4 separate regions of the Mus musculus genome follow, and all the other regions are linked to region 3. Evidence: chromatin loops called from intact Hi-C (ENCODE). Cell type or tissue: heart. All regions are shown on one strand.

The links. Peaks named below come from ENCODE experiments on the same cell type or tissue, not always from the same donor. Only the 100,000 strongest peaks of a DNase experiment are listed, where the experiment ranks them.
Region 1: a loop joins it to region 3, with 6 times the contacts of the local background. A loop is called at or near these places in 20 of 42 quality-filtered maps.
Region 2: it touches region 3 in a loop (11-fold over the local background); 28 of 42 quality-filtered maps call a loop at or near these places.
Region 4: a loop joins it to region 3, with 7 times the contacts of the local background. A loop is called at or near these places in 21 of 42 quality-filtered maps.

The regions. Positions count from the first base shown.
Region 1 is chr12:105,608,706-105,616,705 of GRCm38, forward strand. It overlaps Atg2b (autophagy related 2B), which reads right to left. Exons shown (of 42, transcript NM_029654.4): 42 at 4,834-8,000. Among named protein-coding and RNA genes, the nearest start is that of Bdkrb1, 8.6 kb to the left of the region's middle. In heart, a CTCF peak has its summit at 3,211 (motif pointing left); no DNase peak of the experiment used is centred here.
Region 2 is chr12:105,581,321-105,589,320 of GRCm38, forward strand. It overlaps Bdkrb2 (bradykinin receptor, beta 2), which reads left to right. Exons shown (of 3, transcript NM_009747.2): 2 at 6,877-6,980. The coding sequence starts at 6,910. Among named protein-coding and RNA genes, the nearest start is that of Bdkrb1, 19 kb to the right of the region's middle. In heart, a CTCF peak has its summit at 3,750 (motif pointing left); a DNase peak (open chromatin) is centred at 3,741; H3K27ac peaks cover 1,082 bases; H3K27me3 peaks cover 2,617 bases.
Region 3 is chr12:105,493,469-105,501,468 of GRCm38, forward strand. No RefSeq gene overlaps it. Among named protein-coding and RNA genes, the nearest start is that of AU015791, 16 kb to the right of the region's middle. In heart, a CTCF peak has its summit at 4,606 (motif pointing right); DNase peaks (open chromatin) are centred at 1,483 and 4,613; H3K27ac peaks cover 845 bases; H3K27me3 peaks cover 2,763 bases.
Region 4 is chr12:105,718,861-105,726,860 of GRCm38, forward strand. It overlaps Ak7 (adenylate kinase 7), which reads left to right. Exons shown (of 18, transcript NM_030187.1): 5 at 7,327-7,437. Among named protein-coding and RNA genes, the nearest start is that of Ak7, 17 kb to the left of the region's middle. In heart, a CTCF peak has its summit at 4,017 (motif pointing left); no DNase peak of the experiment used is centred here; H3K4me3 peaks cover 59 bases.

The DNA of each region.
Region 1 (8,000 bases), 120 kb after region 3:
CACTGACTGTTCTTCCTAGAGGTCCTGAGTTCAATTCCCAGCAACCACATGTTGACTCACAACCATGTGTAATGGGCATCTGATGCCCTCTTCTGGCATGTCTGAAGACAGTGACAGTGTACTCACATACATTAAACAAACAAACAAACAAATAAATAAGGACAATCACATATCTTTTGAGAAAGGGCCTCTTATTAACCTAGACCTCAACAATTAGGGTGGGCTGGTTGGCCCGGATGCCCAGGGACCCTCCTCTCTCTGCCTACCCAGTGCTCGCATCACAAGCTCAGGCCACCATGCCTGGAATTTTACATGGGGGCTGGACTTGAACTCAGGTCCTGGAGCTTGCCAGACAAGCACTTGTCTGAGCTAGTCCTCTGGTCCTGAACTCTTCCTTCCCAACCTGCATAGATGGAATGGATGGTTGACACAACACTTCCTGGAGTCCCATCTTTAAGAGGGAGCTGGCATGTGGACCTTGAAAACCCTGCCCACAGGTCTGCAGGTTTCAGAGACACAAGAAACTCTAAGGCAGACACCTGACTTATGGGGCGAGGCACACGAAAGGCCTGGAGTTCAGCTGGACAGCAGGATGGCAGCTGGCAGCGCCACACAGGAAGGCTGCTGTGTTCCTCTGTTCAGCTGCAGGGGAGAGTGTGGCCTTGGTTCAGAGCAAGTGCTAGAGAAGAAAGAAGTTATTTTTCAGTTCCCATAGGTCTGGTGACTGGCTCTGCTGGCACATTTCACTTAGGACTGAGCTCAGTCACACCTGGGGTGCCAACACTGGTGTGGACAGTGAATTAGCCAGAGGTCCCCCATATCTCCTAGGAACTCCTACTTTCTCTTTTAGAGGGGCTAAGTCCAGAGGTCCCCCAGGGTCCTGCCAGCTTCTGGACCTGTCTTACTTTTGGTGCTCTGAACAGATAAGGAGACAGGCTCTCATCAGGGCTAAGCCCCTCCAAATCCTAGCTTGGCCAAGACAGGTTCTTGTTCTCTGTAGATGAATTAATTATGTTTGGTGGGAAAGCACTCCGCAAGCCTCCCTCCACCCCACCCCCACTGCAGCTCTTGGAGGCCTAGGGACCAGACTAAGGCTATGTTGATGCTTTGGTTACAATTTAGCTGATCTCTGAGTACCTTAGGTTCTTCCTACCAATAGAGCTGCTGATTGCTTCATAGACTGGGTCTGGCCACCCTAACAAGAAAGGCATTTCACCTTCAATAAGCCACTTACAATAGATTAAGTAGAAACAGGAGATCATCCAGTACGGCCATAGTGAGGGGATGAGGAGGCCAGTGACTCTCCACAGGCCAGGGGTACGAGTATCTAAGTCGCTCTGGTTAGGGTGTGGTCCTTCCTATCACTGACCCATCACGGTCTCAGCTCCAGTCTCGATGGCAACCTGGTCCGACAAGCTGTCAGAGCTGCATGACATCTTTCTGGGAGATTCCTTCTCCTCTGACTAGCTCCAAGGGATAAAGCCACAGATCAGGAGTGTCCCAGTACATGAGCTCATGCAGGTGTCTCATATTCAGATCAGAGCACCAAAGTTTGGAGTGTTTTTCTGGCCAGTGATGGTAGGTGGTTGAGCCTTGCTTCTCAGCCAGCTGTGACTGCCATTCTTGCTGCTCATTCAATTCAGAGCAAGAGTGGGCTCATTCAGCTGGGCAGTGGTGGCACATGCCTTTAATCCCAGCACTCGGGAGGCAGAGGCAGGCGGATTTCTGAGTTCGAGGCCAGCCTGGTCTACAGAGTGAGTTCCAGGACAGCCAGGGCTACACAGAGAAACCCTGTTTCAAAAAACAAACAAACAAAAAACAAAACAAAAACAAAACACATACACACACAAAACCAAACAAACAAAAAAGAGTGGGCTCATTCGGCAGCAGGAAATGAGCCCCACACCATGGAAGGTTCAAGGTCACAGACCTCCATGTCCTTCTGTTACAGCCAACGTGGAAACCTTGTGTTAAAATGGTTCATAAAGATCTGGCCAGGCAATGGTGGTACATGCCTTTAATCCAAGTGGGAGTCAGGGGCAGACTGATCTCTATGAGTTAGAGGCATGCTCTTACCAGAGCCTAGCTCTTAGATATCCCAACCTCCAGGACTATACAAAATTAAGTGTCTTGGAGCAGTGAGGTTGCTCAGTGTTGATAAAGGCATTTGCCACAAAAACTGATGCCCTGAGTTTAATCCCAGAACCCCATATAGTGGAAGGAGAAAAATGACTCTTGCAAGTGGTCCTCACACCTGTGCACACAGGAGTGTACACACACACACATACGCACATCACACAAACTTTGAAAAAGAAATAAGTATATTTAAAATTTTATATACTTTTCTTTGTAAATGTCCATTTTGACTGCTTGGCTATAGCCACAGGAAATGGATATGTGAGCATTCTGTATTACAGGGAACTTAAATTCCAAACACTGGGTTGTCTTCTACTGTTTACATTTTGAGACACCCTAAGCTATTCAGATTGGCCTTGAACTTGGGACTCAGTTCCTGTGTCCTGAGCAGGTGGGGCTGAAGTCTCAGTGAGTTCCGGTTGAGAGTTACACAGCACTCTTAACTCAGGGTGTTATAAAGTCAAACTGCACAGCACCACCAGGAATAGCCTACCCTACAGAATTCAACACAAATGTCTCTGATCTGACGAGTATTTCATAGGTGTATACTCTTCTCTCCAACCCAGGTAATGTAGTGCAGTTCCCCAAGAGCAGCCTCCAGGGCAGTGTGGTTAGCCTTAGAGGTGAGACCAGATCTGAGCACTGAATGGAAGTGCAAATCCAATGACTGCAGCAGGGGAGGCTGGGTCAGTTGTGACAGGATGAGGAGTGATCAGCCAGCTATGTCCTTCTCTCAGACCTGTCTCCTGCCAGGGAGTGCAGCCCCACCTATCACTGACCAGCTTTTCTCCTTCCTCATCTACTGCCCATCTGAAGATGGGAGTAGGTATGCCTGAATTTGGGCTGTCAGGCTTTGGCAGCAAGTGCCTTTACCCACGGAGCCAGTCCGTTTGCTGGAGCAACATGTTTAAAATTCTGAATTGAAACAAACCTCAACTTAGACACAAGCATGATTCTGAACAGGATTTTTTCTGAAGCCTTCTCTAGGTGCAAAGGGTCCTATCTTACCCGGTCGAAGGGGCCACACTAAAGGAATCAATTCCCAGTTGAGAGCATGGGCGCCCTCTGCTGGCAAGGAAGGCAGCTTGCTCTGCACACTTTTTCAAGGGGAGCCTTCTAAGGACCACAAGGGATCGTTTCCCAGGCAAGTCTGCGCATGCTCTCGCTGCCGCTTGGTACTGAGAGAAGGAGGAAGGAGAACCAAGGGCAACATGAAAGGCTTCATCTCAAAACACAAACCCACAGGGCTGGAGGGATGGCTCAGAGATTAATAACACTTACCACTCTTCCAGAGGACCTGGTTTGGTTCCCACCATTCACAGGTGGCTCACTACCATCTGTAACCCTGGCTCCATGGGGTTTGTCTCCTTCTTCTGACCTCTGCAGGCAGCAGGCACCCACGTGGGATACAAACAAACATGTATGCAAGTACCATCATGCACATAAAAAGTGAAATCTCAACAACCCCCCCCCAAAAAAAAACCCTACAAACAGCTCCAAAGTCAAACAAGGCGACTGTCCCCCTTGAATTATTTTTTCCGATCTCTTTAAAATGCTTTAAAAGGGCTAGCGAAATGGCTCATTGAGTGGAAAAATGCCTGGGCACAGGACAGTCACCTGTTACTGAACCTAATCAGCAAGCTCCAGGGTCAGTGAGAGACTGCATCTCACAGTGAGAGACACCCTCGAAGTGGGGGGCATGAGGGGGGGAGGACAGCATTCCATGGGACAGAAAAGGCACCAGAGGGAGAAAGCCAACCTCAGATAACTGCTGCCAGCTTGCTTAGAGCACTTCTTTTGGCATGTACTCATGATAAATAACTGTTGCATGTCCAGCCATAAAATGGGACATCTATGTTACCCCCTCCAATGCTCGGGGACCATCACCAGGAAGGCGGAAAGAGCCTAAGAATGGGAGGGAGCGGGGAGAGCATGTGCAAAGCTGATTTCTGGGCAGGACCTAGCCTTTGCACTCCTAAACTCCCAGCGGCCATGACTAACTGCACTAGATCTGCCCAAGACTGGCCCATCAACACCTCGTCATGGCAGAGGGGAGGGGACCCTGAGGCCCCATTCTTCTCTGAGGAGCTATTGACAGTTAATGGTTGCTGGGGTAAAGGGAGAGACAAACCCTTGCCCATGCTCCATTGCGCACGCACGCACACACGTACACACGGTGATTGCAGAAAGCAAGAGGTGTGGGGATCCCACGAGGCAATGTCTCTGGGCCTGTCTCTCCGCTGGCAAACAGGCTCCTATGCAGAGAGCACTCTGGAAAGCCTGGCTGACGTGTGCATCTCACACAGGCCCTCTTTCTTCTGAGAGCCCAGAGAGACGCCTGACTTGTCCCTTGCACCTGACTGCCAATGTGACGGTTAGAGAGTTTTAAGTGTCTTTTCAAATGTCTCGCATGCTTCTCCACACAGATTTACCAAGCACTTATCTATATTCCTCAGCCCAACACTATAAAATGTGTCTGCCCGAAGTCCACATTGAAAGGATAATGAATAATATCATCAGGAATGCCACCAAGGCAGGAGTGACACTTTGACATAATAGTCGGAGACAGCTCAGAAACCGGTGGCATAAACATTATACTGGAGGTGCCAGGATGAAATATCCTTGTGAAGTCTCCCCACCCAAAAAAGTGGCTCAGGCAGGCTCAGGAAATGGCTCTAGCAACAGACAATACTTAAGTTTAAAGCAAAAACGGAGAGGTAATATTTTAATTTTTTCACAAGTATTCTTAACGTCATCATATTTTAAATAGTTACACTAACAAGTTACATTTTTCACAAAAATACTTGTACAGAGGAGTATTCTTATTTACATCCAGAGTGGCCATACTTAGGAAAGCCGGGACACTTAGCAGAGAGACTAGGATGACTCACAGAAAAACTTACGTGGGAACCCAAAAACTCCACGAACAAGTGAGCAGCCCAGTGCGCCCAGCAGCTACACAAACACAGCTAGACAATTCCAACCAGAGTGCAGTGAGACAGGAGTAAGATGTGTGAAGGGCGGGGAGCCCCGAGAGGGGGCAGCCGACAAGATGCTCACCCCGGAACTGGAGCACAGGCAGTTTTTCTCTGATGCGGACTTAAGTGAATGGCTGCCCAACCCCAGTGTTGGCCAGAGAAGGCTGACACGGGCCTCTGAGCCCTACATCTACAGGAACTAGTGAGATTCAAAATGTGAAATGCTAAGTAAGACTCAACGATTTCCCCCACAAAGAAGCCTATCGTGGCAGCTCATGAGGATGCCTTTTCTGTCTCAAATGGAGACCAGTTCCGAGCCATGCAGGCTGACTTGCAACTGTGCCCATGGAATCTCTCAAAGGTTAAGTGTGCCCAGCACAACCCTGAAAATGTCCACACCAAGACTGGCAAGTGACATACTAGTGTTCTTACAAGAATAGTGACTGGTCCTTCCTGTACACTAAAATAAAATTTCCCGATTTAAAAAAAAAAAAAAAAAGCTTCATTTCGACACACTATGCTATACAAATCACCTCTCTTTTCAGCCTTTTCAGTACAAACGTGCATTTGGTTACTTTGATACAAGTGGCCCGTCCTGCTGCAGAAAGGAGCATCCTGCTGTCTTTACTCAGTCCTTCCAAAGGACTTTAACCTCTACATTCCCAATGGCGTTTGAAGGGAGGCAGGGAAGGAACACTTCCCACTGTCCCCAGAAGCCTGGGATCTGAGGGACCGTATTCAATACAGGCAGAGGTGAGGCAGACTGGTACAGAGAAACAGTCCATTAAAATGAAAGCCTACTGCTATGATGTCTATCTATGCCTGCTCAGACTAAACAAGAAGAAAAAAAAAAAAAAAAAAACAGAGGTTCCAAGTCAGTCCCATCGCTGTGGTCTCTGTTGCCATTGGTGATGGAGTCAGGGTGGGAACATCGCAGTGATCATAAATAAGCCAACTCCCTTGACTTCTGTGGGGAGTGCTCTGTATGTACAGCCTGCTCCAGTCAGAACTATCAACCCGATTCAACCATGCAGCATGGTGCCAGACCCTGAAGGTGTCACTCTGAGAGCAGAGACCTGGAGTATCCCACAGCTGCCATGGTATGGCATAGCCAGTGTCCATGTGATGGTGCCCACCAGCCTGGTATGGAGGATCTGGGCACTTTTTGTGTACATGTCACTGTGACCTAATTGCTCAGAAATTCTCACAAGCCTTGTCCCAAGAAACCTCTTCACTTACAGAGGGGACCCTGGGGCTGAGTGAGACAAGGTGTCTTGGCCAAGTGAAGTCATTTGCTTGGTGACTGCAGACAAGGCAACCCAAGGACACTCACTGCCAACACACTGTATGACATCACGAGACCAAAGTCTGAGCAGACACCTTTTAAAAGAAACCACAGCAGATATGTAACTTAGAAGCATTCAAATACAGACAGGGCCTCAACAGTGCACAAAGACCTGGGGGCCAAATCAGCAGCTCTGGCAAGAGTGAAGCAGGAGAGGTCACCTTTTTATAATGGCTTCATCAATTTAACTAGCTGGAAGAATTGTGTGCTGCTCCAGGCAAAGGGGTCACTAATCCCTACTCCCGTGCACACTGACCTTAAATGGAACCAAGGAGGAGAGAGGGGCAGGGTAAAGCCTGGCCAAATTCAACAGCTGTCACACATTGCCTGCTCCATTAGAGGGGCAGAAACAGGCCAGCCAGCCATGGCAACAAATGCTACTACTAACTGCAGTGTCTCCTCAGAGCCATAACAGACATGGGCTCCACCTAACAAGGACGAAGGGCCAGCAGTTCCATGAGGTCCACCAGTGGCCACTCCAAGGTAGCTTTTGACGTTTCCTGGCAACAAAAGGAAATCGAGCGAATGCAAATGTCTACAAGACTGGGTTTTGTTTTGTTTTTTTTTTTTTTAATTTTGTTTTGTTTTTGTTTTTTGAACCAGCTCTAGAGGTTGGGGCTGGGGCTGTGGCTGTGGCTGTGAGTCAAGGTTGACCTGGTTCCTTGTTCAGAGTTCTTAGAGGGTGAAACTGACTTCCTTTCTCACGCACAAACCAAATGCTGCTGCGGTGTCCAGCATCCCCAAGAGCCACCAACGTCTACAAACCAAGAGTAAGAACATGCAGCGCTGCAAAGCCCCAGGTCCATTCTGCTGGGCTACTCTCTAGGCACAAATCACACACTCCTCCTCCTAATGAGTGACAGTGACAATCAGCTCCGAGGTATCTCCACATGTCCTTTGGTCAATCAGAGCACTGCATCAACAAATATGCTTTTCAGAGAAACAAATGTTCATGGACGTATACAACAATCTTACCTTTAAATAAAAATACTTTATTCATTCCCAACAAGTTATCAAAATGTACATTATTAACCAAGTAAAAATGGTACTTTGAATTAGTTGTCTAGAACATACTTGGGAGTATTTTTATGTATCTTTCTAAGAATAAAGCCCACTTCCAATGCCCTTGACACTAACGGGCTGCACTAAGTCCTTAACAGTGGCCACATAAGCAATGCGCGGGCCCCAGCCCACCACAGAGCTCACATTCTCACTTGCATTTAGGATACAGAAACTTACACTAGGTTACCTTCCTTTACCAAAAACTCTGAGACATCTTCACTTCACATCGTATTTATATAACCTTGTAAATAACACAGAGAACACAGCATACCTTGCATCATATTACAGATGCACACACACACACACAGACACAGACACACAGACACAAACGCACGCTCACAGAAGATAAAGTGCAGAACAGCACATGTTGCCTGAGGGAGGCGAGGCCTTCGCTACCTGACAGACACTGGAGCCCCAGCTGCTTCACTTTCCCTGTGGCTTCTGTCACTGTGAGCTGAAAAATCAACTCCTCAGAACTA
Region 2 (8,000 bases), 88 kb after region 3:
TGCGTGTCTTGCAATTGTTAGCATCCCTGAAACCTCCCCAAGGGAGTATCTAACCTAGCAGCTAGAGAAACTCAGGTTGCATTATCTACAGCTAATGGGCTTTGGAGCTGGCCTTTGGATTGGCTGTGGGTCTCAGAGATGATATCCTGGCACAGGTCCAGTACCTGTCCCTGTTTTGTCATATTCCTGAGCACACGTAATAGTAACTAAGAGGCTCACAGTACACTGGACATTCTCCCAGAACACATCTACTCAGTGGAACATGGGCACACATAAGCACGCATACATACACACACACACTTGTATATGTGCACACACATACTATATGCACTATTCCTGTGTACACTGTGCACATGTATAATGCACAGGCACACAAATAGCAGCCACTCTTCTTAGCTTCCTTGCTGTCTTAGTTAGGGTTTTACTGCTGTGAGCAGACACTATGACCAATGCAAGTCTTATAAAGGACAACATTACATTGGGGCTAGCTTACAGGTTCAGAGGTTCAGTCCTGTATCATCAAGATGGGAACATGGCAGAGTCCAGGCAAGCATGGTGCAGGCAGAGCTGAGAGTTCTACATCTTCATCTGAAGGCTGCTAGTGGAAGACTGACTTCGGGCAGCTAGGATGAGGGTCTTGAAGCCCATACCCACAGTGGCACACTTCCTCCAACAAGGCCACACCTACTAAAAGTGTCACTCCTTGTGCTGAGCTTATATACACCATCACACTTGTCAAACTCTGTTCAAGCCTCATTTTAAAAGTAGCCAATTGAGGCCGGGCGTGGTGGTGCACTCCTTTAATCCCAGCACTTGGGAGGCAGAGGCAAGCGGATTTCTGAGTTCGAGGCCAGCCTGGTCTACAAAGTGAGTTCCAGGACAGCCAGGGCTATACAGAGAAACCCTGTCTCGAAAAACCAAAAAAAAAAAAAAAAAAAAAAAGTAGCCAATGAAACAGAGGCAAGGGTCTTTCTGTGGTGTGAACCCCATAATATCCAGTCATCACAGTGGTCAGATATCACCAGGGCCAGGCTAGAGCTTTCTGTTCTTCTTTCCTGCAGTGACGATTCTCCCCCTCAGTGCCTGAGTCTGAGCAGAGGGTCAGAGAGACTCTGAGCAGTCACATGGACAGCGTATCTTCCCCTTGGAGAAGCAAGGTACAGCTTCTCCCATAAGCAGTTAGGCTGTGAGCTCACCTACCTCAGATCTTCCTTGGGATGCATCCTGCACTAGGAGATGGATAGGAGCCGCTCCAGGGCCAGAGAAAGATTTAGCATTCAGCCTTGTGCAGCCCTGGGTTTGAGGCCCGCCTCTGATTGGTTGTGGGCTTGAACCACGTGGAGCGGCTTCAGCGCCTCTGCATTTCTGTCTAGGGCGTCTCAGCCTCCAAGGGTGTGAGAACGTATAGAGGCACACTATTGTTCCCTTTTGCCTCTATTCTGCAAAGATATCTGCTTTGGACAAAGGAGGAGTACACATCACCTGCCCATTGTCTGTCAGCTAACCCTCAAAGACAGAGCACCTACGGTAGGTCAGGCGCCTGGTGGAGGGAGGCAGCAAAAGGGACCATGTGGCAATTACAATAATGTCTGGGGGCAGGAGGGAGAGGTCGCACTACCCGAGCAGCAGGAAATCATAACACTCTCAGGGCGGAGTTTGGCTTGAGAAATGGAATGGCTGGAGATCCAGATCATAGGATTTATTTCGAGGAATTGGCTGATGGGCCTGCGGAGAGTGTCTGGGCTCCCTGAAACCCGGGGAAACTCTTTAGGGAAGAGTCAACCCTGGGTTGGACTTGGACTGAAGCTGCCAGCCCAAAGGAGTGTTTCTTCGTCTTCTGTGAAACTGGGGTCTGCTTTAAATGTCCTCCTTCTGATGAGATCAAGTCCAGTCAGCGGCCGAAGGCACAGGCTTATCCTTTAACACTGTGTGTGACACATCGCTGTCATCTACAAATGTATTGGGTCACATCCATAGGTATCCTGAGATACCCGGGGCACAAAAGCCATACATTGGACATCCTAATGGATGTCTTCCTTGTAGAAAGTCAGAGGCTATAGATTTTACATGAAGCCACCGATGTAATACATAGGCCATCATTAGGGGACAGGGGAAAATAACAAGGAACAGTGGCTTAGTCAGGCTGTCACACAGGGATGACCATAGCAAAGTTCTTGAAGAAGATCCATGGGAGGTTAGGGGCAGCAACTGGGCAGGGGTGTGGCTGGGGGGGGGGGCAGCAGGCAGAGGGGTGTGGCCAGGAGGAGACAGGCAGAGGGGTGTGGCTAGGGGGGGGCAGCAGGCAGAGGGGTGTGGCCAGGAGGAGGCAGGCAGAGGGGTGTGGCTAGGGGGCAGCAGGCAGAGGGATGTGGCCAGGAGGCAGAAGGGTGTGGTCAGGAGGCAGCTGGCAGAGGGGTGTGGCTTCAGGCAGAGCTAGGAGTATAGAAAATGTCTGGCGAAACCAGGACTGAATTAAGAGTCTCAAGCACTACAGAACACATTAAACAAAAGGGGACTGAAACAAAGGAATGGCTTTAAAAGCACTGCGCTTGTTTTAAGGTCATTATGGTGCCTATGAGCAGCTCAGGGGCAGTCCCTGAGAGGGCTAATGCTGTAGTCAGGATTTTTACTTCAAGGGACATGAGATTACACTGCCAGTCTCTCAAAATTGTAAAGTTCAGTGTGGGAAGGGAAAGTAATGTTCTAATGTTCTAAACAGGATCACGGTGAACAAAACAAACAAACAAAAGACAAAGAAGTAAGTCAGCTTCCCTCCCAGGGTCTGAGGCAAGCAGTCAGGCAAGCTCACCTTGCCTCCTGCCTCCCCTGCAGAAAGCAAGATGGAAGAGGGGCTCCGCCTCTCAAGGCTCCGTCTTTCCTTTAGTTATTACTAAATGTTCCAGAACATTCCAAAACCAGAAAGCGTTCAGATGCTGGGAGGGCCCACATGCACGTGTCGTGTATTGGATCTGGCTTCTGGTTTGACTGAGTTCTGAGAATGGAGAATCTGCCGTCCACCTCAACCGCCAGCCCTGCCCCTGCAGGTGCCTCTGACCTTCTTCCTTTAAGGGCAACGGTTGCCTGGAAACCTATGCTCGGGGCTACACGTTGCTGCAGGGGCTGCGGCAGGTTGTGAGGTCCCCTCGATCTCCTCCAGACCCATCTGTGCCTTGGCCGGAGGTTTATGTAGTGATGGTCTATCAACGCCATCCTGATGCAATAGCCATGAAAGGCTGGCTTTAGGGGAAATTTATATCCTGTGAGGAGTCAGGGAAGGGATTCAGGAGACCTGGTCCTTTCTGGCTCTGGCCTGGTGGCGGAAAGAGCTTTGATTACTGATTTGATGTTGTTATTCAAGGGGCTGAGACATGATGGGCAGAGACTGGGAGACCAAGGAGACAGGGGCCTCCCATGAGAATAGTGTGTGGCATAGGGTGGGCACCCAGGTACACTTTGCTTACACGGAGAGACGCACACAGGTACACATACAGGTACACATACACACATGATCTTTGCTGAGATGCTGAAGTATAGGAGAGCTGCCCCTCGGAACACAGACAGAACATAGCCTCAGTGGTTCCCCAGGATCGTCAGGCTGCCCGTCTCCTTCAGCGCTGTGAAATCAGTGTCCACCCAGATAGGAAATCAAGGCCAAACATGAGCTGTGGACGGGAGAACAGGCTGAGAGGAAGGGCCTTTCCCTCAATCCTGCCCCATCCTGTTCCTGTGGCTGAAGCAGGGCGCCCCCTGGTGGTGCAGAGGAAGCAGATTACTGACCAAGAGCTAGCGCTTGACTGACAGTGACTTCTCCCCTCCTCGCAGTGCGCTGGAGGGAAAGGCTGCCTGCTGACTTTCATGATAACAGCCCCGTGGAGGAGGATTTTACGTCTGCGTTGGTCAGGAGTCACCAGAGGAACAGAACAGACAGAATGATGGCTATTAAAAGGAGGTTTCTCAGAGCGCTTATGTGACATACATGATCCCGGTAGTCCAACGATGCCTGTTTCTCTATTCTGAAGAGGCCGAGAACCTCAAGGTCCATTCTCCAGCAGATCCAATCTGGTGCTAGAGGCCTGGAGAATTCCCAGAGAGCCTCTGACTCTTAGTCCACGTTGGACACCCCAAAAAAGCTGGGTAGTGCCATCAGTGACAGCCTGCAGCAGCGACAGAGTAGAAGAACTTGGCAACAAGGATGAATGAAGTGAGCAGGCAAAAAACAAAGCTTTCTTCTCCCAACCCCACTCCCTGCCTTAGCTGGGCTGCATGCCTAGATGCTGCCTGTCTTAGTCAGGGTTTCTATTCCTGCACAAACATCATGACCAAGAAGAAAGTTGGGGAGGAAAGGGTTTATTCGGCTTACACTTCCCACACTGCTGTTCATCACCAAAGGAAGTCAGGACTGGAACTCAAGCAGGTCAGGAAGCAGGAGCTGTTGCAGAGGCCATGGAGGGATGTTCTTTATTGGCTTGCTTCCCCTGGCTTGCTCAGCCTGCTCTCTTATAGAACCAAGATTACCAGCCCAGAGATGGCACCACCCACAAGGGGCCTTTCCCCCTTGATCACTAATTGAGAAAATGCCTTACAGCTGGATCTCACGGAGGCATTTCCTCAACTGAAGCTCCTTTCTCTGTGATAACTCCAGCTGTATCAAGTTGACACAAAACCAGCCAGTACACCGCCCACCGTGAGCATGCAAGACAATTGGAATGTTAGATGCTCCAGCTCCCAGTGTCTGCAGGAGTCGACTCAGGCTCATCCCATCCCTGAGAATCGCGGCATCTGTGGAGCCCACCCACCTCCTGCTCCCCCCCCCCCCACACACACACATGCAGCACAACACGACACTGTCATGAGCACCAAGTTTTCCTCCTTGTCCTTTTTAAACATTCTTCTTGTATCTGAACTTGCTCTCCCAAACTGTATTTGTCAGGACCCTGGTGGGAGCCAGAAGGTACATTCAGGCTGGTGGCATTAGAGAGGTTGACAAGCCGGTTCACATCAGAGTACAGCGAGCATGTGAAGTCCTGAGATGGCATGGCCTGCACTCCCTGCCCTTCCCCTTTAGACAGTGGGCTCTTGGTGAAGGCCAGAAACTCTGGACCCTACGGGTCCCCAAGACAGGGAGCTGGGTTGCCAGCATCTCCGACTGTACTCCTGGCCAGACCCACTGGGAGGCCAGATGGCAGGATCCCAGGAGTGGTCCTAAGAGGCCTGACAAGCCCAAGGCAGTGGAGAACAGGGGATGCTCTGGAGCAGGGCCCAGGAGAACCCACACCAGAGTCCCAGTCAGGCAGCTTCCAGATATACAGAAGCAGGGGAGTAGCCTGTAGTTGCCAAGTCCCCTGGGCAGTAAAGCGCCTGCTGCCTGCGAGTTGGGCAAGAGAGAACACACATTTTGCTTTTATCTTGAAAGCAGGGCCTAACTGGGCCATACTGGTCACTGGGGGCTTTGGACACCTTCCCAGAGCCACCAAGACCAAGGACCCAAGGTCTCCAGGAGCTGTCACTGTCCAGATGAACAGCACCCAGCCACAGACTAGCCAGTCCCAGGGCAGAAGGGGCATCTCTGCCCTTCTCCTGGATAACAGAACGTCACCCCAGCCCCGGTCATTCTTAACGTATGCTAAACCTAGAGCCACAAATTCATCGTCTCAGACGCCCAGTTGGATTTCCCCCTAAAGAGTCGGGAAGGGTCTCTGAAAGGCTGACTGTGGGGGATTCTCTTTCCCAACCTCCCTTTTTTGGAGAAGCAGAAAGACTTAGTTCTGAGTTTCTAGTCCTGGCCCTGGTTTTGGGAGGTTCCAGTAAATCTCTTCCAGTGTCACCTGAGTGCCTTCCGATACATTTTCTTCCCCTGCTACTGTCTGCACTGGTGTGTACACACACACACACACTGGTGAATTGGGAGAACCTGGGTGCTTTTGCGATGTCCAGAATCTTCTAGCTTAGGAGTGACTGGCTGCTGAGTGCGAGACCTATAGTACACCCACCTACGTACCCCAGTTTTCTACATACTTCCAGGCAGGGTTGTCATGTCACACGGAGTCCTGGACAGTGTGGAGGTCAGATACGCTAAAACACCTGACAGAAACACCTGAGCAGAGGCGAGTTTAGACAGATTCACAGTTTCAGCCAGTTCGGTCTGTCTAGGCAGAGGTCACGCAGTAAGAGCGTGTGACAAGGAGCAGAAAGTCACTCAGAACCAGGGCTGCATATGACCTACAAGAGGCCTGTCCCAAGTGACCCGCCTCTGCGAGACCATCCCCACCCCCTAAAGGTTCATGGCATGCCAAAATAGCTCCACCCCTTGGGACCACACATTCAGAATATGAGCCTGTGGAGGACAGCTCAGAGTGAACGTGTGATGTCACCTTTTGTAAGAACCAGGCTTTCACACGAGCCTCCTGGGGACACAGCCAAGCCATTGGCCTTGTAGTTGACATTGGTTGGGCAAACCTTGGTGACTATTTGAGTGGCATCCCCCTCTTCTCTGCAGCCTGCAAGCTTTCCTGGACATAGAGCGTGCACCTGCATCCACCATGTGTGCCCACACGCCGCACGGGGCCAGAGAAGGTCCCAAGACCCCATCTTTCACCCTCATGGAGAATGGGTTTTTTTTTCAACTAATTACTTTTTAATGTGTGTATCTATATATGATGTGTGTGTCAGGTGTCTTGGAGGCAAGAAGGGGATGTCGGATCCCCTGGAACTGGAGTTATAGACAGTTGTAGGCTCCCATGTGGGGGCTGGGATTTGAACCTAGGTCTTCTGTAAGAGCATCCAGTGCTCTTAACCACTCAGGCCATCTCTCCAGCCCAGATCGGTGTGTTTTGACCTTCGTCCCAGCTAATGACATTCTCTTCTCTGCCTCCCCAGGAGGATCCTCACTCCTCTTTGTCCGGCGTCCAAATGCCCTGCTCCTGGAAGCTACTCGGGTTTCTGTCGGTGCATGAGCCCATGCCCACCGCGGCCTCCTTTGGGTAAGTCAGGGGATCTCCAGCTCACCATCGGTGACTCCAGGGCAGGCAGTGTCCTGTTGTGGGTCATGGTTGAAGGGGTGTTTCAAGTTAGGCTCAAAGACCAAATCTTTAACAGTCCCCACAGCCCCGTCAGGAGCAACAGGAGTGGCTTTTGTGGGACTGGGGGAAGGCACAGGGACACTTCATCACATGTGGGATGTCCCAGTCATTGTGAAGACAGGGTCGCCATGGAATTGACATCTGCTGGAAGACTGAAGACGAAGGGAAGCCTTGGGGAAACTGAGTCAGAGTAGAGCCAGGAGACAGGGCCTCCATCCTGAGGGACCAGTGCTGGCAGCAGAGAAAAGGGTCCTAACTGATCCTCAACATCCTGCGGCAGGTGCCACTGGGAACTGTCCCCACAGCTCTCAGCGCTCACTGGCCAGGCAGCCTCCTGGCACCGCTGGGTTTTCTCAGAGTGCTGGCCCTCAGAACAAATAGCAAGTGGCCCCGGTGGTACACCTGAGTCTCCAGTGAGCAAATACCTCCCCCAAACTGCTGTTAAGAATATGGGCTCTCCCATTTCTAGGAAGGGGCAAAGTGTCCACACTTTGGTCTTCGTTCTTCTTGATTTTTTTCTTTAAGATTTATTTATTTATTATATGTAAGTATACTGTAGCTGTCTTCAGACACTCCAGAAGAGGGCGTCAGATCTTGTTACAGATGGTTGTGAGCCACCATGTGGTTGCTGGGATTTGAACTCCGGACCTTTGGAAGAGCAGTCGGGTGCTCTTACCCACTGAGCCATCTCACTTTGCCCCTTCCTAGAAATGGGAACAAAACACCCATGGAAGGAGTTACAGAGACAAAATTTAGAGCTGTGACGAAAGGATGGACCATCTAGTGATTGCCATATCCAGGGATCCATCCCATAATCAGCTTCCAAACGCTGACACCATTGCATACACTAGCAAGATTTTCCTGAAAGGACCCAGATATAGCTGTCTCTTGTGAGACTATGCTGGGGCCTAGCAAACACAG
Region 3 (8,000 bases):
GCAGTAAGGAGTCTGAGGCAGGAGGATCACTCTAAATCTGAGGCCAAGCTGAACTACAGAGTGAGACTCTGTCTCAGAGAAAAGAGCAAAATAAGAAAAACATTTGTGTTGCACTTGGGTGTCAGGTAGTGTTCTGAGCTCTTAGCCTGCATGTCAGCGGTTAGGCTGTAGGTACCGCTGTCATCTCCACTGCACAAATGAGGAAACTGAGTCACAGTGAGGCTTCTTACCCGAGGCAGGTGAGCAGGGCTGGAAATCTTACTCTGGGATCATGTCTCAAAGAGGCTTATAGCAGCTTCTTAGGTTGACTACAAACATCAGAGTGTGGAACCCAAGAGATCACTGGCCACTACTGGTGTGTCCTCAAGAAGCCTGGTGCTCATTAGAAGCAGGTAGCCTCTGGAGGTGAGGTGACAGGTGTGTCAAGGCCACAAGGGAACCAAGAAGTGACTCCAGTTACATCTCCCAAGCCTGCTCCCAGTCCAGCTACCTTCCCTGTTCTATAAAAAGCATCGATCGTCATCCCCGGACCAAACTCACTCTGCCTCGGGTCTCCACTTATCTTGTTTCTGGCGAAGATGGCCACACCCTTCATGCTGCATTGAGGACTCTGTTCTCAGGACCCAGACACAGCATCTGACATGCATAGGAAAGGCCATTTATGAGATCTTTTCCTTCAAGATCCACAGCCCAGCACCGCTAACTATTGTAAGTAGCTACCACTGGTCCAGCCCAGGCCATTGTCCACCTGCATTGAACATTGTCCAATTCCCAGCCCCACCCACCTTGCCGGCCAGCATTCGCACTGCAACTGGAGATTTACAAACTTGACATGTAAACACAAGCATCCACAAGCTGTGTCCTGTCCCCTAGTCCTCTTGGATTGTGTGATACAAGACAGGTTTGTTGGGATAGGAGAGGTCTGCTGAGATATGAACAGACACAGCTGTCCCTGTCCAGGAACCTGCTATACTGTGGGTTGCTAGGCAGCTATCTTTCCTGGGGACAGGCCTGTCCTCTCTTTTGGGTGTGTTCCTGAGGGTAAATGCTCCCTCTTGCTCTCTCTTGGGCCCTCACAATGCCCAGTCCAAGAATGTCAAACTAGTAACATCTGCCTACATGGTGAATAGACAAGGTGCAGGAATCAGGTAAGGAACTCGTGAAAGGAATGCCGCCCCATCCTGGCACCTGCTGGATCAATGGCTTCCTTTATTAGCTTACCAAAGCTGGCTGTACCTCTGGGGTTGACGAGGGGTAGAGAGAATAGGGAAAGAACCCAGGACTCTGGTGGCTCCTCAGTGATTCCCAGGAGGTTGGTCTGTTAACTTAGCTGCCAGCTGTAGTCTCCCAACCCCACCTTCTCTGGAATTTTCCACTTGGCTTCTGATTGTTCTCTCCCGCAGCTCCACAGTTAACTTGTATACAAGTCAGGATGCTGGATCCATCTGTGCTGACGTAGCCAATAGCATTGTCCACCATGGCAATCAGCGCTTGCATGGATGCTGCCCAAGGGTTTGCAAGAACATTCCAGTCCAGCCCTCCAGCTTCCAGACCAGAGCTCCAAGCATTGGCACAGCAGCCTGGAAAGTTTTCCCTTCTGGGAGAAGACAGACGACCAGTGGAGAATCACGGAGTGAAGGGTGAACCATTGAGAAGCCAGGGGTTGGGTGATGGGGAGCCAGAAAAGGCTCTGTACCAGGCTGGCACCCCAGGCCAGACAATCAAGACCCTGGAGTTAAAGAAGAAATAAACAAGTCTGTTACCTGCTCGACCGCAGCCAGCGGTTTAAGCCAGGTTCTGCTCTAGGTAGTGAATAGAGCAAAGCCCTGACCCTCAGATGAGGAAAGGAGAGGAACAAATAAAGGAGATGGTTTGGGGACAGGAGAGCTGGGGGTGGGTGGCTCAGTTGGTAAAGTGCTTGCCTTGCAAGCACAAGGACCTGAGTTCAAGCCTCGGGACCCATATTTAAAAGAAGAGGGGAGGGGAGGGGAGGGGAAGGGAGGGGAAGGGAGGGGAAGGAAGAGGAGGGGAGGGGGGAGAGGGGAGGGGAGGGGAGGGGAAGAGAGGAGAGGAGAGGAGAGGAGAGGAGAGGAGAGGAGAGGAGAGGAGAGGAGAGGAGAGGAGAGGAAAGGAAAGGAAAGGAAAGGAAAGGAAAGGAAAGGAAGTGGGGAGGGGAGGGGAGGAGAGGAAAGGAAAAGAAGTGGGGAGGAGAGGGAAGGGGAGGGGAGGGAAGGAGAGGAGAGGAGAGGAGAGGAAAGGAAAGGAAAGGAAGTGGGGAGGGGAGGGGAGGAGAGGAAAGGAAAAGAAGTGGGGAGGAGAGGGGAGGAGAGGAGAGGAGAGGAGAGGAGAGGAGAGGAGAGGAGAGGAGAGGAGAGGAGAGGAGAGGAGACCAGTGGAGAATCATGGAGTGAAGGGTGAACCATTGAGAAGCCAGGGGTTGGGTGTCCAGTTAACATAAAACTATCTAGCACAATACTTTAGAAACAAAACCCAAAGTTATCATCCAAATTTCACATGCATGCACACATACGCACATGCACTTGCACACACATATGTACACAAAGAATGGAGCAGCACGTAGGAGCTGAGTTATGGGGAATTAAAGCAAGCACGGGGTTTGAGGGCAAGCACCCGTGGCTTTGAGGATCTCTGGTCAGGGTGTTTGTAGTCAGGGTCAAGGTGTAGCAGTAGCTTGGGCTAAAGGCAGTTTTAAAAGGGGACCTGAGGTGCTTCCATGTGCAGACATCCTGGTCTGAGTCTCCCAGTCTCCAGAGCTGCAAGAAATAAAATTTTGTTTATAAACCATCCATCGCCTAGGGCTGTTACAGGAGCTAGAATTAGCATTGCTAAAACACACAAACACATCGCGGTCTGCGCAGTGCTCTGGCCAAGACTAGGGAGGATAGACACACTGGTCAGGTCCCATTAGTTCCGTGAAATACCTGATGCAGTTAACTTATAAAGAAAATGCATAGGGTTGGGTTGGTGAGATGGTCAGAGGGTAAAGTCACTCAGTGCAAAACCTCGATGCTGAATTCAATCCCTCGCAAGCCACATGAGTGGAAGAAGAGAACCGGTTCCAAAGAGCTGTCCTCTGACCTCCCTATGTGTGCTTTGGCATGCACTCTTCACACGCATATATTATGCGTTTATGTAAAATAAACATAGAGGACAAGGTCGCCTCCTTATGGCTCTGGAGGTCCCCGGTCACTCTTGCTTTAGTTTTTGGGAGACGTGACACCTCAAGGCAGGAACACATGCTTAGAAGGCAGAGGCTTGAGCAGTCGACCCCCTTAGCTTGTGATCAGCCCCTGGGGGAGCAGTCTGTGGCTGGACTAACCAGCTTCTCTAACGGAGCAAACGGAACGGATTAGTAGATTGGCACACAGGCTGTGGTCCCTGTCATCCAACAGTGGCTGTGTCTCCTGTTAGAGAGACAAAGAAGCCAGTAGTTATCCAGTCTGTGAGGCTGGATGTCCCAGCTGGTCCCAACTGGTGCCAAAGGCACAGAGCAACAGTCTCAACTTGTAGGTCTCAATCCTCCAAAGGACACAAAATACAGAATACAGATACTTACATTGCAAATCATAGCAGCAGCAAAGTTACAGTTACGAAGTAGCAGCGGAAATCATTTTATGGTTGGGGGCCACCACAACACGAGGAACGGTATGAAAGGGACACAGTGTTAGGAAGGTTGAGAGACACTGATTTAGAGGACTCCTAGAGAGCTACTGGTCTTCAGTGTAAACTGGAATCCTGAAGAAGCTGGTTCTGATATGGGCAAAGGAATGCCCCAGCTGCAGAGTAGAGGAACATGCCAGGGAGAGTGGAAGCAAGTAGGCAAAATGCATCCGACAGCAGTCTCGGCCTGCTTCTCATCTGTTTCACCTGGATCTTGCTAATCCTGTTTCTTGCTTTGCAAACCAACTGTGTGGAGCTTGGAATGGAGGTGGCCCTCCCTATCCAGAAAAGCGGAAGAATCAGGCAATGCTAGCCCCAGGTGCTTGGGTTCTGGCACGGTAGGAACTGCTTCCAGCAAAACCGCTCTTTACAAAGCCCCTCAACAAGGTCCCCACACATCTGCTCCTCCCCACATCCCATGTGCTTAGAGTGAGCTACAGTTTGACAAGGCGGGTCAGCACATCAGCAGATGACCAGGACAATGTCAATACAATATGACTGATGACAGATCTGTCATGATCCATCCCACTGGTGGATATCAGGTGCTTCTGGGAGCCACGCTGGAGAAGGGAACTCGGAGGGGTTGCCTGGAGCCATGAAATCCTGTCCCCTACCACCTGTATCCATGCCCGGAGGACCCAAGTGTGCTGTGGAGGTGGGCAGCTGTCAGGGGCCATGTGTGATGCCTCCCCTTCCATCTCTTATTCCTGCCACTAGGAGGGAGTGTATGTGTTAAACTTATGTTCCTGATCTACCTTCCCCTCTTAGGGAGTCCTTTAGAGACCTTGGCAGGGCAGGAAAATCCAGAAAGCTAATTAATTCCCCCTGTGTGCCCCCCCCCCAACAAGGTTAAGGAGAACACCCCTTACTTCCGCAGTGAGAGAACGCGCTCTGTGGAAAGTCAGAGTGCAAGCCATCCCTGCAGGGGGCAGTGTGGTGCTAGAAACAGTGGAAAGAGCTGGAAACCTCACCCCACCGACACCACCACACCATGCGATCTCAGCACAGGGTCTTTGTGAGGCCAGGGCCCTCACCCAGCCTGTTTCAATGCAGACAGCAGAAGCCATGGGGTGACTTTTATACCTTACTGTGGTTCGCATGGCCTCACAAGGAGAAGTTGCTAAACTTTACAGTGGGTCCCCACAGAGCAATCGAATGGATGGCTCATGAGAAGACCATCCAGACAGAGCTGGAGTCCTAACTGCAGATCAGGGAGTGAACCCAGTCCCGAGGCACTTTCCCAATATGACCAGAGAAGAAGGCCCAAGTCCCTGTGCAGTTCAATGATTCCGTAAAGTTGTTACGGGACGAGAAGCCAAATTCTCTCAGGATACCCCAGAGCCCCTCAGCTTCCACTGTCTCGAAATCCATTCTGCCCAGCTGCTCACAAGGAGGGTGATGGGCAATTCTGGTTCTGTCTTGGCTTTGACTGAATGGAACAGTCTGCTCAGAGGCTGCTGACCACAGGGGTGGGAGGAAAGGAGTCTGTGTCAGACACAGCTGTTAGTCTGCTCTGAAGGGCACCCACACTCAGCAGATCACACCCGACCCCTGGCCCAGTCAAAGGGCTCTGCCAAGACCCCCTTCCCTGTCCTCTTGCCTACCTTGTGTGATTTTTTTTCCCCTATAAGGCAAGGGCCTCTCCGGGCCAAGACAATATGACCACCCTCCGTTTACGTTTAGGGTAGGGGCTAAACCTGGCTATGCCCATCTGCAACAGCCTCTTTCTCTCAGCTGCTGGAGCACAGAGCTCTCAGCCTTCTTTATGCTGCGTGTGACCCTTCAGTACAGTTCCTCGTGCTGTGGTGACCCCCAGCCACAAAATTACCCTCATTGCTATTTCACAACTGTAATTTTACCAGTGCTATGAATCATACTGTAAACATCTGATATGCAGGATATCTGATATGTGACAGCTGTGAAAGGATCCTTTGACGCCCCCCAGGGGTCGTGACCCACAGGCTAAGAACTGTTGCTGTAAAGGGACCAGCAAGTCCCTCCCAGAAGCCTGTCTATACACTGCAAACCCTGCTCCCAGGTGGTGGGATTAGACAGCAGGTGCCACAGTCCTCATTCCTCCAGGAAAGTCTATAGGTAGGCCCAGGCTACCAGGCACCAGAAGTCATTAGGCGGCTATAGCAACATATTGCCTACCTGTATAAAGGTATGCCTTAGCTAGGAGTGCTCTTCCTCCATGACACCTAGTCCACCCCCACCTCCACTCAATGCAGGATTGCCTCTCCTCCCCCTGATCCCTGGGAACCCAGAAAAGCATGTCTGCAGGCCTGCAAGGTGAGCTGTGTGTCAGTTACATGGTATGAAACCTCCCCTTTCCTCTGAAACCTGTGAGAAGGCAACTCCCTACACACTCTCCTATGTGGGTGTGAACCCTCCTCACATGGGTGTGAACCCTCCTCAAATGGATGTGAACACATATCATATGAGTGTGAACCCATCTCACATGGGTGTGAACTGTCCTCACATGGGTGTGAACCCTCCTCAAATGGATGTGAACACATCTCACATGAGTGTGAACCCATCTCACATGGGTGTGAACTGTCCTCACATGGGTGTGAACACATATCACATGAGTGTGAACCCATCTCACATGGGTGTGAACTGTCCTCACATGGGTGTGAACCCTCCTCACATGGATATAAACCCATCTCACATGGGTGTGAACCCTCCTCACAGTTCCTGCCATAACTGTTACCCCCACATTAATGAATCCCTTACCCAAGGATGATCTCAGGGTCTCCCTTCATCCCCAAACTCAAAATCTTTGCTTGCTCTACCATCACCTGTCTGGACCACCCTGTGGTATTTGGGACCCCAAACTTCTGTGAGTCCCCTCTGTGCATTTAATCAGGTGCTGCCACAAGGGTCTACACCCTTAGGCCTCAGAGCAGTACCAATGGACAGCTAACTGTCACAAGAAAAAGGAGATACTTGGTGAAGCTCAGAGGTACATTGTGAGTGGCTGTCCTGGGGGACTTAGGGGAAGGCATGAGGAGGTAGCTCCATTCATCTGCGCATTGTCCCACCCTTTCCTCCAAACATCCCACTGCCATCCTGAGATTGGAGGGGCCACAGATTATAAGAGGCCTCTGTGGCCACTTAGGTTATAGAGGATTCACTGTGTGGAGACACCCAGCCCACGGTCAGCCAGGGCTAACATCCAGCTGTGCCTGTTTCCAATCATATGCCTGCCATACCTACTCTGTGGGGAGGTAGGGGCATCTCCCTATTCTTGTTCTCCAGAGCCTTAGCTTTGTCCATCCTAGCCCTGACCTTGGGTAGCAGACCTATAACCTCCCAGCCTTGTTCTTTACCTACCATATGAAGACAGGAACGGCTTGGTGACAGAATGTGAAAAACCTGGCACTGCATCACCATCCATTCAAAGCGATGTATAGATTGATTCAGTTAAGGACCTAGGGATGGGAGGTGACCCTGGACTTTCCAGGTTAACAGTGACCTCATGAAGTCATATAAATGACAAGAGACATGCTCCAAAGCAGAGGCAGGAGGGGGGAGGCAGAGGAGGGAGGAGTTGCTAGGGGCTACAGAGTCTCCCCCAGTGATGAAAAAAAAAAAAAAAAAAAAACCCAGGCTGGCCTTGCCTTGAGCCTGGGACTTTCTTGGCTCCTGCTCCCAGAACTGCAAGATAATAGATGTTGATCTAAGATGCTCAGCCGGTGCTGACCGGTTACAGCATCAGTGTGGACCCACACTGGCTGTGAGGGGTCCCTGACTGCTAGTGCCAGGCAGAGTTCAGACACTTTCCACAAAGTCCCTAAAGAGGATTCCCCCACCTACAGCTCCTCCCTTCCTCTCCCTCTAGCCCCAGGGTGACTGCAGTACAGGAAGGCTGGGGGGAGAGTAAGGCTGACCTATGACTGTTCACAAGGGACAGAGGCCAGTAGAAGCCATGCGGTGGAGATCAGAGTAATTACATCCTGGCCCCTTTCCGGACTTGCCCCACCTTGGAGGAGCCAGCGAAGCGGTGAATGTATTAACTACAGTTCTGGATCCCAGCCCTCACTCCAGAGCAGGAGCTGGTGGAAGCACAAGTTAATCTCAGACAACCTGTCAGCAGCCCACAAACCAGGCTCAACCCTAGAGCATGGAGGCACACAGGGGCAGCCAGCCACCCTCCACACACTACCCTTGTTTGGCCCAGCCCCGGCTCCCCTGCCCCATTCTCTGAGACCCTCTGCAGCTCATTTTTCCTCTAGGAGCCTTGGCTTTGGGTCATTCCAACAGTCATTAGGAGTCCCTGTGTCTTTCTGAGCCTCCCTTCTCAGCTGTGGGATGGG
Region 4 (8,000 bases), 230 kb after region 3:
TTCTTCCAGCGAGGCTGGCTGGCTGCTTCTCGGTTATCACACTCTGCTGCTCCAGAGCCCTGTGGCTGTGTGACAGCTTCCCACTCAGTGGAGAATCACCCTAGCATTCTCTTCACGACTCATCAAATGGTAAGATCAATCTAAAGTGATGAGGACATTATACACACACACACATACACACCTGCCCCAGGGAAAAGACCACCAACTTAACCCGAATTATAATTAAATTTGTTAAGTGTATTGATACTGCTAGCGGGACAGGGATCTCTGAGCCAAATGGGAGACTGCCATGCGAAGTGGACTGAGGGAAGGACTTTTAAACGCAAAACTCACAAGAAGAACTTGAGTGTCGGCGGCACAAGCAAACCAGGAACCGCTGTGCACTGGCGAGATTAGGATGACAGGGTAACCTCAAAACAGTCCTTGAATGTCTGCCTAAGCAGGTCATGGAAGCAAGCAAAGCAGCAAGAAGCAGTCATACTGTAACAAAGCAGATGGCATGGCTGTATCTATGGGGGTGGGGGAGTGTCACACAGGTACTCAGGGTTGATGGGACATGCCTTCCAGGGACTTGAAGCCAAGACAAATGGTTCTTAGGGACCAAGACGGATGACTAGTATAAAATGGAGTTTCCTTAGCCATCAGGACAATGCAAATGGTGTGCTGGGTCTCTCACACGCCAGCATTGACAGTGCTTCTCAGCTCTCCAGAGTGGGAAGTTATTGATCATGAGATACATGTTCTTAGCCATTTCCAGCCATGCTGAATCCGGGACTCTGGTCCCTACGCAGCAGGCACCTGCACTGACTGAGCCATCTTGCTAGCCCCCGTTTGTTTTTAAAGTCTAGCTGTGTTCTGTGGGTGAACAAAGAACCCAGAGATGATGCTAACTCTCAGAACAAGGATGGCTGACAGGTCCTAGTTGTCACAAAAAATAACCAGCCAGCCAGGAGCCCACACAAGTTCCAGGCTGGTGGAACATAGTAAGTAGGCAGTCTGAAAGGTCACCTGCAGGCTTGGCTCAGTGGCCCACAGTGAAATTCCCAGCTACTCGGGAAGCTGAGGCAACCGGATCATCCCAGCACAGGAAGAGTTCAGCTCCTGCCTGGGCAGCATAGACCCTTGCAGAAAGAATACATCAATAAAACAATTAAAACAAAGGAAGAAGGTCCAGTTCACAGAGTCACCACATTTCATTTAAAAAGTAAATAAGCTGGGCAGTGGTGGCTCACGCCTTCGATCCCAGCACTCAGGGTGGGAAGCAGAGGCAGGCGGATTTCTGAGTTCCAGGACAGCCAGGACTACACAGAGAGAAACCCTGCCTCAAAACAAAACAAAACAAAGACAACAACAATTATCATAATAATAAATAGATAAACAAGAGTGAAGCTGACTGAGCACAGTAGTTGCCATATCTGTTCAGGAAAGGTCAGCATTTCCAGAAATGCCAAGGCCTTTTTATACATAACAAGGAAAGGTTACAAAGTAAAAGGAGAAGAGCTGCTCACTCAGCATCTATCAGAAAAGGAAATGATCACTTCGCTCAGCAGCAAGGAACTAGCCCACGCCCACCCCCTTCCCTCCTTCCCCCCACCCTGCCCATCCCCACCAGTGAAAAGTAGACTTAAAGCACTCTGGAGTCAGGAGGGAAAGGGTTATTTCAAGCCTAAGAATTCTGGGCTAGCCCACACAACACAAAGGCCTCACTCGGCTTTGTCCTGGCTTCCTGGGTTTTTTTTGTTTGTTTTTGTTTTGTTTTGTTTTGTTTTTTGTTTTGTTTTGTTTTTTTGTCATTTGTGTCAGTTTGTGTTTTTATGTAAAATACACCTCACTGTGCTGATGTGGTTGTAGTAGTAGTAATGAAATTTAAGGACTAAAGGAAAACAGCCCAAAAACCAGTACCAAAGGTTCACAGCACAGAGCCAGGTCCTAAAGGCAAGAACTGAATTGACGACCATGACCGGTTTCAGTCGCAGGCTTCCGTGCAGCTGGCTAGACTGAAACCCATCCCCTTTCTTTAGTGAAAACCTGCAGCTAGGGTATCTTGCAGTCCACCTTGTAAAAATGTGACTGTTTCTGCTGCAGACACAGGGGCTGACAATGGGGTAAGCCTAGAACAGTCATAGCGGGCAGACGTCATGGTAGCCAGGGCTGTCGAGCTCCAAGGCTCCATCCTTCCTGTACCCCTTAGATGGTCTCCACAGCAGGCAGCAGCCACCATAGTCCAGGAAACTTGAAGCGGAACCTTGAGCTAGAAAGATGGATGCTTCTAGATCATCCTCTTTCCAGACTCAGTGAGAGTTTGATTGCTAAGGTCAGCAAATAAAAGTGCATACAAGAGAAGTCAGCTCAGTTTAAACTTCCGGTAAGTAGTGACTAAGTTTTAGCACAAATATTATTTCAGGGCACACAATGTAAAAGTGTATTCATTTGTTTATCTTGTTGTCCCATTTATTTCTTCCAAATCTGGCAGCCCTATCTATGGGTTGGACACGTGGATGAAAAAGAACAGCCTATTGTGTGATATGTAATTTGTCCAGGATATGCCACTTCTGCAAAATGATGGAGTCGCTACAGTTATCTTCACAAACTAATTTTCTGTCTTTCTGCTAAGAGAATCCCCGGTACTGGGGTTGCCCCAGCCCCATTCCCATCCACTCATCCATCCATCCATCCATCCATCCATCCATCAACCAGCTTGTCAGCCAAAGCTCTCAATCCATCACTGAAAGTGTACCACCAGCCTATCTAGTAATAGTATCCATGGCAACGCTCTAGCCCCAGGCTCAGCTGTCAGCATCCCCAAGCATGAAAACCTCTGGATGACTGTTGCCGGCTGTGGATTCTATCTAGGGATGGTTTATCTTCTCTGCCAATCAAAGCATTAAAGGGGAAGAAAGAAGTATTGCTAGAAATCTCAGAGTCCGGCAGAGCCGTCATATGACCACTGGGAAATGGGACTCCCTGCTGGGGCTCATTCATAAAAGAATTTCTGAGTGGACACAAGCAGAGGCGTGAGGACAGTGTACCGGTTTAAAAGGAAAGCCCTAGGGTGGGCAAACGGTAAACCTCAGAGCTGCCAGGAAGGGAAGAAGGATACATAAAAGGAACAAAGCCAGGCAGCTGGAGCTGAGGCAGCACGGAGGTCAGCTGCCTGGAGGTGAGCGAGGAGGAGAGTCTTAGAAACTCAGTAACAGAATAGGCGATTGGGGAGCTTCGAAAGCACCCGTCGGTTCTGACCCATATCTGAAGGAAGAGAAGGAAAAGAAATAGCACTCAGATCCACGTGGTGGGGGCTCTGGGGACTGCACTAGAGGACCAGAACTTTGGAAAGGAAAAAACGCTTTATCTCAAGGTGAACCCACCTTCCTAGGTGTGTCCCTAGAGGTGACACCTAGGTCCTTGACCTGTCCCATTGGATTAACCCTTAAGGAGAGCCGGGAGTGGTGACATGCACCTTTAATCCCAGCACTTGGGAGGCAGAGGCAGGCAGATTTCTGGGTTCGAGGCCAGCCTGGTCTACAGAGTGAGTTCCAGGACAGCCAGGATTTTACAGAGAAACCCTGTCTCGAAAAAACAAAACAAAAACAAAAGCCAAACCCTTAAGGAGGTGTGCTAGCTAGTCCTGTGTCAACTGGATACACAAATTAATCTGAAAAGAGGGAGCCTCATGTGGGAAGAGACCACCATAAGATCCAGGTGTTGGGCATTTTCTTAATTAGTGATTGGTGGACACGGGCCTAATCCATCGTGGGTGTTCCAATGGTCCTGGGTTCTATAAGAAAACAGGCTGTGTACACCTGTTATGAGCAGCACCCCTCCAAGCCCTCTGCATCAGGGTTCTGCCCTGCTTGAGTTTCTGTCCTGACCTCCTTGATGATGAACAGCAGTATGGGAGAATAAGCCAAATAAACCTTTCTCCCCAACTTGGCTTTCTTTTTTTCATCACTGCCTTGTCTCAGCAATAGAAACCCTAGGACGGGGTGAGGAAGATTATCTATCGCCACCTAGTGGTAGATTCCGTTCTTTACCATTTTCCTTCCTTCCTATCTGTGGTCCATGACAACCTTGCTAAAATGTAATTCAGATTGTGCTGCAGGCCTGATTAAAAGGTGTCAGCCCTGGCTGGAGCACGGCTCAGAGGGGTTCCCCACTTTGAATCCCCTGAACCCCGTTAAAGTCAATCACATAGTATGAATGGCTGTCATCTCAGAGCTCCAACGTAGACAAGGACGTCCCTGGAGGCTTGAGGGCCAGCCACCTTGGATGCTTGCTAACCAAAAAACCAAAGAGACCCTTTCTCAAAGGAGGTGGACAGGGAGGACTGACACCCAGGGTTGTCTTTTAGCCCGCACACGCTGGCCACCTGCACCTGCGTGTCCACATTCACATGTGAATATTTATACACCATCCACCTGTCACGATCATCAACACGCACCAGCGTGGCCCACAGCCCTGAGCATCTGCCTGCTGCTGCCTTCTTCATTTTTCTTCCAGTTTCCACCACGGCTCCAGTCACTTGGAGCAGGACCTCAAGTAGCCCAAAGTGGCTCAAATGCACGCTGTAGCCCCGGATGGCTCTGAATCCCTGATCCTCCCCAGCCTACACCTCTCCAATGCTGAGATTTCCATGCCTGGCCCTTTTTTTTTCCATTTTATAACTCACTTCAATTCCAGGGCCAGCGGAGGAGCCTGGGACAGGATCTCATCTTCTTGACTACAGCCTGTACTTTCAAGTCAAGAGCATGCCTGTGAGAACTGCTCCTCTTTTATTTATTTATTTATTTATTTATTTATTTATTTATTTATTTTATGTATGAGTACACTGTTGCTGCCTTTAGACACACCAGAAGAGGGCATCAGATCCCATTACAGATGGTTGTGCGCCACGGTGTGGTTGCTGGGAATTGAACTCAGGACCTTTGGAAGAGCAGTCAGTGTCCTTAACCACTGAGCCATCTCGCCAGCCCAAGAATCTCTCTGCTTAACTGAGCAAATGTGCAGGTATGGTACTGGCATAAATACTGTCGTTTGTGGGCTAGGGAGATGACCCAGCTGTTAAAGTATTTAGACAGCAGAAAATACCCACCCGTACATGTGCACCTGCCAACCAACACACACACACACACACACACACACACACACACAAACACACAGAGGCATGCATAAAAAAGGGAAAATCCACTCTGGCATTCATGTTTACATGCCACACCCTTCTTGCATTGTTAATCTTTTGATTTACTTTTGATTTTTCCAGATATGGTTTCTTTGTGTGGTCCTGGCTGTCCTGGAACTTACCCTATAGACCAGGCTGGCCTTGAACTCAAAGATCCACTAACCTCTGCCTCCCAAGGGCTGGGATTGCTATCACCATGCCTGATAATTTTTTTTTAAGTTCCTGAATGCCTTTGACCATGGGTAAATTTCACCCTTTACTGATTATACTATAAATGTATTGGTTTTTTTTTTTTTCCCCATGGCTTGAGATCAGGTCTCACTTTATAGCCCTTACTAGCCTGGAACTCAAAAGACCTGCCTACCTCTGCCCCCTGAGTGCTGAGAGGAGAGCGTGGGCACCACTCCCTGCCCATGTCTCTGATAATAATCCACTTCTTGTCTTGAATTAATGCCTTTCTCAGTGTACAGTCACAGTGTTATATCCAAGACTCAGGGACCCCAAAGACCACCGAGGAGCCAGTGCCGATGCACACACACAAGGGTCTTTACTACAAGCTTGGGAGCAAGAACTCTCACCCATCACCATAGCAGGGGGTCAGTCGTGAGAGCCTTGAGTCTAGGGGTACAGGGTATTTATTGTGGTTACAGCAAGCTTGGGAAATTTCCATACAGGTCAGCAAGTTAATATTTTAACAACTGCATTTCTGGAGTAATCTGCAGGAACCAAACATGGGGGCAAAACCACCTGACAATCAGGATGGCTAGGCTATCTATTTGCTGCAGGATGTCTTAGGTTATCTACATGTATGTTGGCCCTGCTGTTGTAGCCTGTCTGGTTATTGCTATGAGGGGTTGTCATAGGATGCTTGCTCTTGGGGACTTTGTGCACTCTCAAAAACAAGGTTGTTGGGCTTTTCCCCAGCCCAGTTTAGAGGTTTCACACACTCTGGTTACTGCAGTCACAGAAGGAAGAGGTCTAGGGCTCCCAGGAGCCAGATCTATAAATATAAATTCAAAGCAGGTGGTTTTACATATGTTAGTATAAAATGGCCATGGTATCCCATGTCTGTAATCCCAGGACAGAGGAGGTGGAGGTGTTAAACCTGAAAATGGCAAGGAGAAAAACCAAATCCATGACTGTCCAATTAAAGCAAGCTTTATAAAATACTGGCCAGGCTCATACCTGGGACCCCACCCCCACCCACCCCCCTGAGAATGGTGCTGAATTATTTTAGTCAGGCATTCATAAAGGCTGAAGCCACAGGCTATAGTACTTCCTGCCACCATCCATCAGGGAAAAGCATGCATCCTGCCTATTATGAGATCAAGTAGGCTCAGCGGTTAAGAGCACTGTCTGATCTTCTGAAGGTCCTGAGTTCAAATCCCAGCAACCACATGGTTGGCTCACAACCATCTGTAATGAGATCTGACACCCTCTTCTGGTATGTCTGAAGACAGCTACAGTGTACTTACGTATAATAAATACATAAATCGGGGGCTGGAGAGATGGCTCAGTGGTTAAGAGCACCGACTGCTCTTCTGAAGGTCCTGAGTTCAAATCCCAGCAACCACATGGTGGCTCACAACCATCCGTAATGAGATCTGATGCTCTCTTCTGGTGCATCTGAAGACAGCTACAGTGTACTTAGATAAAATAATAAAAAAAATCTTTAAAAAAATACATAAATCTTTAGGTGGGGGTGGAGGGTGGGGTGTGGTTGAGATCGAGTGCATCCTGTGCAGCTGGGACAACCAACCTTGTTTGGCGGAGTGAAAACACCTGACTTGCTATTTTCCATGACCAGCAGCCCCCAGCATTCCAGGATGTTGCGGGTCCTTGGGCACGCGGGGCTTACAGGTTACTCACACTATGTGATTCAGTCAGGGTTGCACGTGTCCGTGGGGTACGTTTGGATGAGATATGCAGTGTCCTTGTTATGTCCATCACTGGGAATATCTGTCGCTTCCTTATGTGGGCACTGTTGGAGATTCTCTGAGCCAGCTCTCTGGAGATGCGGGCTTCATTCTTGGGAAGCAGAGAGCATTACACTTCCATTGAGCCAGAAGGAGCGCCTCCGTGAGCAGGGCGTCCTCCCCTGGCTCTGGGGCACTCGCCTTGCACCGCCTTGCACCTTGTGTCTCCCTTAGGACGACAACGAGGTTCCCTTCACAGAAGAGGATTATCGAAGAAGGAAACATCACCCCAACTTCCTGGACCATATCAACGCTGAAAAAATTGTTCTCAAATTTGGAAAAAATGTAAGTCTGGACGCAGAGATCGTTGTGGAGTGGGAAAGGTTCGTTGCGAGGTGGTGTACCTGGGCTATTCTCTCCTCTGCATACTCAGCCCTGATCCCTTTTCAGACTGTTTTTGCACGGCCAGGACACCTTACTACAACAGTGCAAACTCCGTGGGTTATTTCCTCCTGCATCCCCACGGGTGTGAGCTTTGGCTCAAGCCCTGTATCCTACCCTTAGGGAGTTCCTGGTCCAGATTATGATCCAGCCCTCTGACCTGAGAGCCCCCCAGCTAAACTCAGCCTCTCCTCCACCGAGGGGTCTGGGCCAATAACTAACTCAGTAGGGATGGGAAGGAAGGGCCCACACACTATCGTGGTTCCTAGAGTCTCTCACAGTACTTTTCTTCAGAAAGCTCTGAAACGTGCAACGTCCCTCATACCAAAAGACATGATGGCTGGGCATTTGCCTTTAATCCTGGCACTCAGAGGCAGGTGGATCTCTGTGAGTTCCAGGACAGCCTGATCTACATAATGAATTCCCTGACAGCCTGGGCTACATACAAAGACTTTGTTTTGAAAACA